Linked DNA regions of Homo sapiens: region 1 is linked to region 2. A link is a loop called in an ENCODE intact Hi-C map of the cell type or tissue named here. Cell type or tissue: natural killer cell. All regions are shown on one strand. Links, peaks and the distances in the headings refer to the core of each region. The heading gives the core; the rest is flanking DNA. Region 1 has its middle 18 kb from the start of PPP2R3B. Region 2 overlaps PPP2R3B (protein phosphatase 2 regulatory subunit B''beta).

Region 1 (2,905 bases), core at 277-2,776, 66 kb before region 2:
GGAGCGAGACCCTGTCTCAAAAAAAAAAAAAAAAACAAATATAAGTAAAGCAATAAAATAGACTGTGGTGATGGTGGCACAAGTCTCTGCATACAGAAAGCCACGGGTTGGAAGAGTTTAAACGGACACATTGTCAGCTGTGTAAATTCTCTCTCTATACAGCTCTTTTCTGGAAAACCAGTGAATGTGACGCACCGTATTCATGGCTAAGGGGCCAAACTCACATGACCATTTGCAGAAATGCAGGAAAAGCATTTGAGCAAAGGCAGTGCCTTTTCGCGATAAAAATTCAGTCAACCCAGAAGGGGACAGAAAGTTCCTCAAGCCGCTGAAGATCCAGAAGACGGCCCTGGCCGGTGGGCCGCGATGAAGGTCGCTCTGGGCGCCGTCGGGTAAAGCGTGAGACGCACTCCCTGTCAGAATACAGTCCAGGAAGGAAGGGCTTCTCCGAGGCGTCAAAAGTCATGCGTTGCCCCGGCCTGGGTTAGGAACCATCAGTCTTGTCATCCCAGAGACTCTCCCAGCACCCGGGGAATAAATGAGACATTGGAACGGGCTGCAATCCCGCCCCGGCAGACGGTGCCGTTTGATTTCTCTTCCATCTACACGATGCGCGTCACATAAAAAGGTGACTGTGTGGCCGGGCGAGGTGGCTCATGCCTGTCATCCCAGCACTTTGGGAGGCCGAGGCGGGAGGATCACTCGAGGTCGGGAGTTCGAGACCAGCCTGGCCAACATGGTGAAACCGCGTCTCCACTAAAAATACAAAAAGTAGCCGGGCGTGGTGGCGGGTGCCTGTCATCCCAGCTACTCGGGAGGCTGAGGCAGGAGAATCGCTTGAACCCGGGAGGCGGAGGTTGCGGCGAGCCGAGATTGCACCTCTGCACTCCAGCCTGGGCGACAGAGCAAGACTCTGTCTCAAAAAAAAAAAAAAAAAAAAAAGGTAACTTTGTGACCCTGAATAAAATTAAAATGTCTAAAAAATATGAGCCAGGCTTGGTGGTGCATGCACGCTGAGGCAGGAGGATCTCTTGAACCCAGGAGGCGGAGTCTGCAGTGAGCCGAGATCACACAGGTGCGCTCCAAGCTGGGCAACAGAAGGAGACCCTGTCTCTAAAATAAAATAAAATAAAATAAATAAAATGAAATAAAATAAAAATAAATAATAATAAATTTAAATAAATTTAAATAACTATCTAAATGAATACATAAATAAATAAATGAATAAATTTAAATAAATTTAAATTTAAACAAATTTGATTATTTATTTATTATTATATATTTATTATATATTATTATTTATTAATTAAATTTATTAAATAAATTTAAATCGTTTTTTAAATTAAATTATAATTTCCCTCATGACATTTAAATTTAAATGAAAATGTCATGAGGGAAATTATAACTATATTTCATTTAAAATACGTTAACAAAGCAAATGTTATCACAGAGTATTTACAACAAAGCACTTTTGGTGACTTTAAAAGCAGATTACACAAACAATATCACAGTGTTTTAGATCCAATGGGGACTACAAATGTCCGTTAAGGGTTTTGTGGGGTTTGTTTTTTTTTTCGGTACGACATTAAAACAGATTTTGTCAAGAATTATTACCTCCTCGAACAAAAAGCACATTGTTGTCTCAGGGAAAAAAAAACACACAATTATGCTATTGAGTTTGTGGCTACAAAGATGTACTGTCATATAAAGTAATAAAAACGGGGAAAACAACATAAAATAAGAGTTAGACGGATTAAACGACTTCATAGGAACCTGAGGAAAAGGAAGCAAAGTCCCTTTACTGAGAGCGCTTTTAGGGACGCATAATCAATACTAAAGTTTATACATCCTGCCTCGGGACTTGATTTAAAAATTCTCCTATTTATTAAATAAGTTGACGTTGTTTTGAGATGTAATGAAATGGCCGCAGCAGGTGCGGAGGCCGATTTTTGAGGGGGGCAGGTGGAGCACGGCTGGCCTTGTGCAGCCCTCTGCTGAGTGTGCGTGATTTCTACTGCAAATGCTCACTGTCAAGACACGAACCATTCCCGTTTATCTCAAAGAGGACTTATTTAATAATTCCAGCATTGTGTCCTTTCCTTGAAAGAAAGGACACAAAGAAGTGCAGGGGTGGCCGGGTGCGGTGGCTTATGCCTATAATCCCAGCACTTTGGGAGGCTGAGGTGGGTGCATCCCCTGAGGTCAGGAGTTCGAGACCAGCCTGGCCAACAAGGTGAAACCCCCGTCTCTACTAAAAATACAAAAATTAGCCAGGCATGATGGTGCACACCTGTAATCCCAGCTACTCGGGAGGCTGAGGCAGGAGAATCGCTTGAACTGGGAGGTGGAGGTTGCGGTGAGCCGAGATCGTGCCACTGCATTCCAGCCTGGGAGACGGAGAGAGACGCCGTCTCAAAAAATAATAATAATAATAATTAGCTGGGCATGATGGCAGGTGCCTGTAATCCCAGCTACTCGGGAGGCTGAGGCAGGAGAATCGCTTGAACCAGAGAGGCGGAGGTTGTGGTGACCTGAGATCGTACCACTGCACTCCAGCCTGGGCAACAGCGCAAGACTCCATCTCAAAAAAAAAAAAAAAAAAAAAAAAAAGAAAAAGAAAAGAAAAGAAAAAAAAAGAAGTTCAGAGTTTGCAGACGTGAACCCTACATGACCCAAATGTCGTCCTTTCCGGAGAGAAATCGCGTGGCTATGATTTAGGACGATTTCTACTTCCAACCTTTAGGAAAATGACAAAGAGGAGGTTCAATGTCTGCGCTGGGGACCCCCCGAGCCTGTCCAGGTTGCACCGTCATTGCCCAGAGAATGCTCAGATTGCATTTCACAATGTGGTCCCAGGGGCCGACCTATTCCGTTGCAGGTGAGCGTAGAAGCATGAAGCTGTTCA
Region 2 (2,905 bases), core at 188-2,687:
GGATGACAGCCCAGGGAGAGGGGACGGACGGGAGGGAGGACGGCCCAGGGAGAGGGGACGGACGGGAGGGAGGACGGCCCAGGGTGAGGGGACGGACGGGAGGGGGGACGGCCCAGGGTGAGGGGACGGACGGGAGGGGGGACGGCCCAGGGTGAGGGGACGGACGGGAGGGGGGACGGCCCAGGGTGAGGGGACAGACGGGAGGGGGGACGGACCAGGGTGAGGGGACGTCCCTGTGAGGCGCTGTCCTACTGAGTTTGTGAGGAGGGCCAGCACCACAGGTGCCTAGTCTCACAGTGCAAGAACCTCCTATTCGGGGCGTCGACACCCCCCGAGGGGTGACCTAGAGAACCTAGGGCCGGAGCTCACCGGGGACGTTGGCACTGGGCTGAGGGAGCAGTTGCCACGTTCGTGCTGATGCCGCACAAGGCGGTCCTCCCCTCACCCCCCCCCCCCCCGTCTCCTCCCCTCTCACCCCGCCCCCCCCGTCTCCTCCCTTCTCACCCCCCCCGGCTCCTCCCCCCCTCTCGCCCCCCCCATCTCCTCCCCTCTCACCCCCCCCATCTCCTCCCCTCTCACCCCCCCATCTCCTCCCCTCTCACCCCCCCCATCTCCTCCCCTCTCACCCCCCCCATCTCCTCCCCTCTCACCCCCCCCATCTCCTCCCCTCTCACCCCCCCGGCTCCTCCCCTCTCACCCCCCCGGCTCCTCCCCTCTCACCCCCCCGGCTCCTCCCCTCTCACCCCCCCCAGCTCCTCCCCTCTCACCCCCCCCCGGCTCCTCCCCTCTCACCCCCCCCCGGCTCCTCCCCTCTCACCCCCCCCCGGCTCCTCCCCTCTCACCCCCTCCGGCTCCTCCCTTCTCACCCCCCCCGGCTCCTCCCCTCTCACCCCCCCCGGCTCCTCCCCTCTCACCCCCCCCGGCTCCTCCCCTCTCACCCCCCCCCCGGCTCCTCCCCTCTCACCCCCCCCCGGCTCCTCCCCTCTCACCCCCCCCCGGCTCCTCCCCTCTCACCCCCCCGGCTCCTCCCCTCTCACCCCCCCGGCTCCTCCCCTCTCATCCCCCCCCGGCTCCTCCCCTCTCACCCCCCCCGGCTCCTCCCCTCTCACCCCCCCCCGGCTCCTCCCCTCTCACCCCCCCCGGCTCCTCCCCTCTCACCCCCCCGGCTCCTCCCCTCTCACCCCCCCCCGGCTCCTCCCCTCACCCCTGTTCCCCCCACACCATCTCCCCAGCTCCTCCCACCCACCCCCGTGCCCTCTAAGGCAAAGGGGAGCCCCACCGTCCACGCCGCCTGGCTTCCTTCTGCATCTCAGAATCCAGCTCTGGGACTTTCACTTTGGAAATGGCTCTGAGGCCCGGGCACCGCCCTGCAGCCCTGCCCCCCCCGGCCATGGGGCGCCTCCTGCTGCTCAGTGTCCCCGGGACACCCTCTGGCCTCTGCCTGCACGGGGAGCTCCGTTCTCTGTAATTTCAGATCCAGCAGCGCCCCTGCTGGCCGCGCCTCCCTGCGCTAGTCCCAGTCCACGCATCCTTGGGGCACCGGTGGCCCCTAGTCGCCTCCGCATCACGGCCTCCCACGCCTCAGTCCCCACCCAGAACCAGGACACTCGCGTGTCCGCCTTTCACGTCAAACACGTGGCGTGAGAGCCCGGAGCTTCGTGCCGCGTCCTTAAGCACGTGTGACAGGACGCGCGCACCCCACACCCAGGCCCCGAAGGTGAGACCGGGCTCACGCGCCTTGGACGCACTCCCCTCCCCGCAGGGAAGATCACGCTGCAGGACCTGAAGCGCTGCAAGCTGGCTAACGTCTTCTTCGACACCTTCTTCAACATCGAGAAGTACCTCGACCACGAGCAGAAAGAGCAGATCTCCCTGCTCAGGGTGAGTGCGGCGGGCACGCGGGCCGGGCCGCGCCACGCCGTGTACGTAACCCGTGTGCTTCCTCCAGGACGGTGACAGCGGCGGCCCCGAGCTCTCGGACTGGGAGAAGTACGCGGCCGAGGAGTACGACATCCTGGTGGCCGAGGAGACTGCGGGAGAGCCCTGGGAGGACGGGTGAGTGGGGAGGACGGGTGAGTGGGGGGACGGGTCAGTGGGAGGACGGGTGAGTGGGGAGGACGGGTGAGTGGGAGGACGGGTGTGTGTGCAGCCGGGGGATGCGGGGTCAGTCAGGTGGGGTGCGCGGACACAGAGGGGCGGGGTGAGACCTGACACGGGGCCGGTGAGGTAAGGACAGCCGATGACAGGGCCGGGCCTCGGTGCAGTCTGCCCGTCATTCCCCGCGTGGGGTTCTGTGATCCTGGGCGCGAGGCTTCGCACATCAGGCCCAGCACGGGGAGGCCGAGTCGTGTTTCGCCAACGACGTCTGTCCTTATCCCACGGCTGGCACCTGCTGGGCAGGCTGCAGGGCCCGTGGCCATTCCAGCCTCCGCTTCGGCCTTCCAGCCTTGGAGGCCCTGAGAGGCCCTGGGCTGGTTGCTTTCTCACGGAGCGTGAGGGTTCTTCGTGTCTTCAGCATACAAACCCTTTATTTGCGACGTGTTCGCCTTTTTCCCAGTTTGTGACGTATGTTTTCACCCCCTCTTCACGTGGTGTCTCAGAGATGTTCTGAATTTGGAGGAGGAGACACTGACTGGTTATTTTTACAGCGGTGTTTCTGGTGTCATATCTAAGAATTCATTTCTGAATCCAAAGCCACGAAGATTTTCCTCTGCGATGTTTTGTGTTTTGGTCTGGGGTCCTCTTGAGTAACCTTCCCTGTGGGGTGTGAAGCTCGGATTGAGGTTCCCCTTGTGGTACGTGGGTGTCCGGGTGTCCGACTGTCCCAGCATCAGCTTTGCAGGCCGCAGCGTTGCCTCGGCGTCGTGACTGTGCCGTGTGCGGGCTCCGTTCCGGAACCTTCCTC

The links. Hi-C counts contacts between places; a loop is a spot of excess contacts. Peaks named below come from ENCODE experiments on the same cell type or tissue, not always from the same donor. Only the 100,000 strongest peaks of a DNase experiment are listed, where the experiment ranks them.
Region 1: a loop joins it to region 2, with 10 times the contacts of the local background. A loop is called at or near these places in 1 of 110 quality-filtered maps.

Annotation. Positions count from the first base shown.
Region 1 is chrX:403,615-406,519 of GRCh38, reverse strand. No RefSeq gene overlaps it. Among named protein-coding and RNA genes, the nearest start is that of PPP2R3B, 18 kb to the right of the region's middle. In natural killer cell, for the core only: no CTCF peak of the experiment used is centred there; no DNase peak of the experiment used is centred there.
Region 2 is chrX:337,754-340,658 of GRCh38, reverse strand. PPP2R3B (protein phosphatase 2 regulatory subunit B''beta) reads left to right here. Exons shown (of 13, transcript NM_013239.5): 11 at 1,763-1,881; 12 at 1,949-2,055. Among named protein-coding and RNA genes, the nearest start is that of LINC00685, 20 kb to the right of the region's middle. In natural killer cell, for the core only: no CTCF peak of the experiment used is centred there; a DNase peak (open chromatin) is centred at 1,348.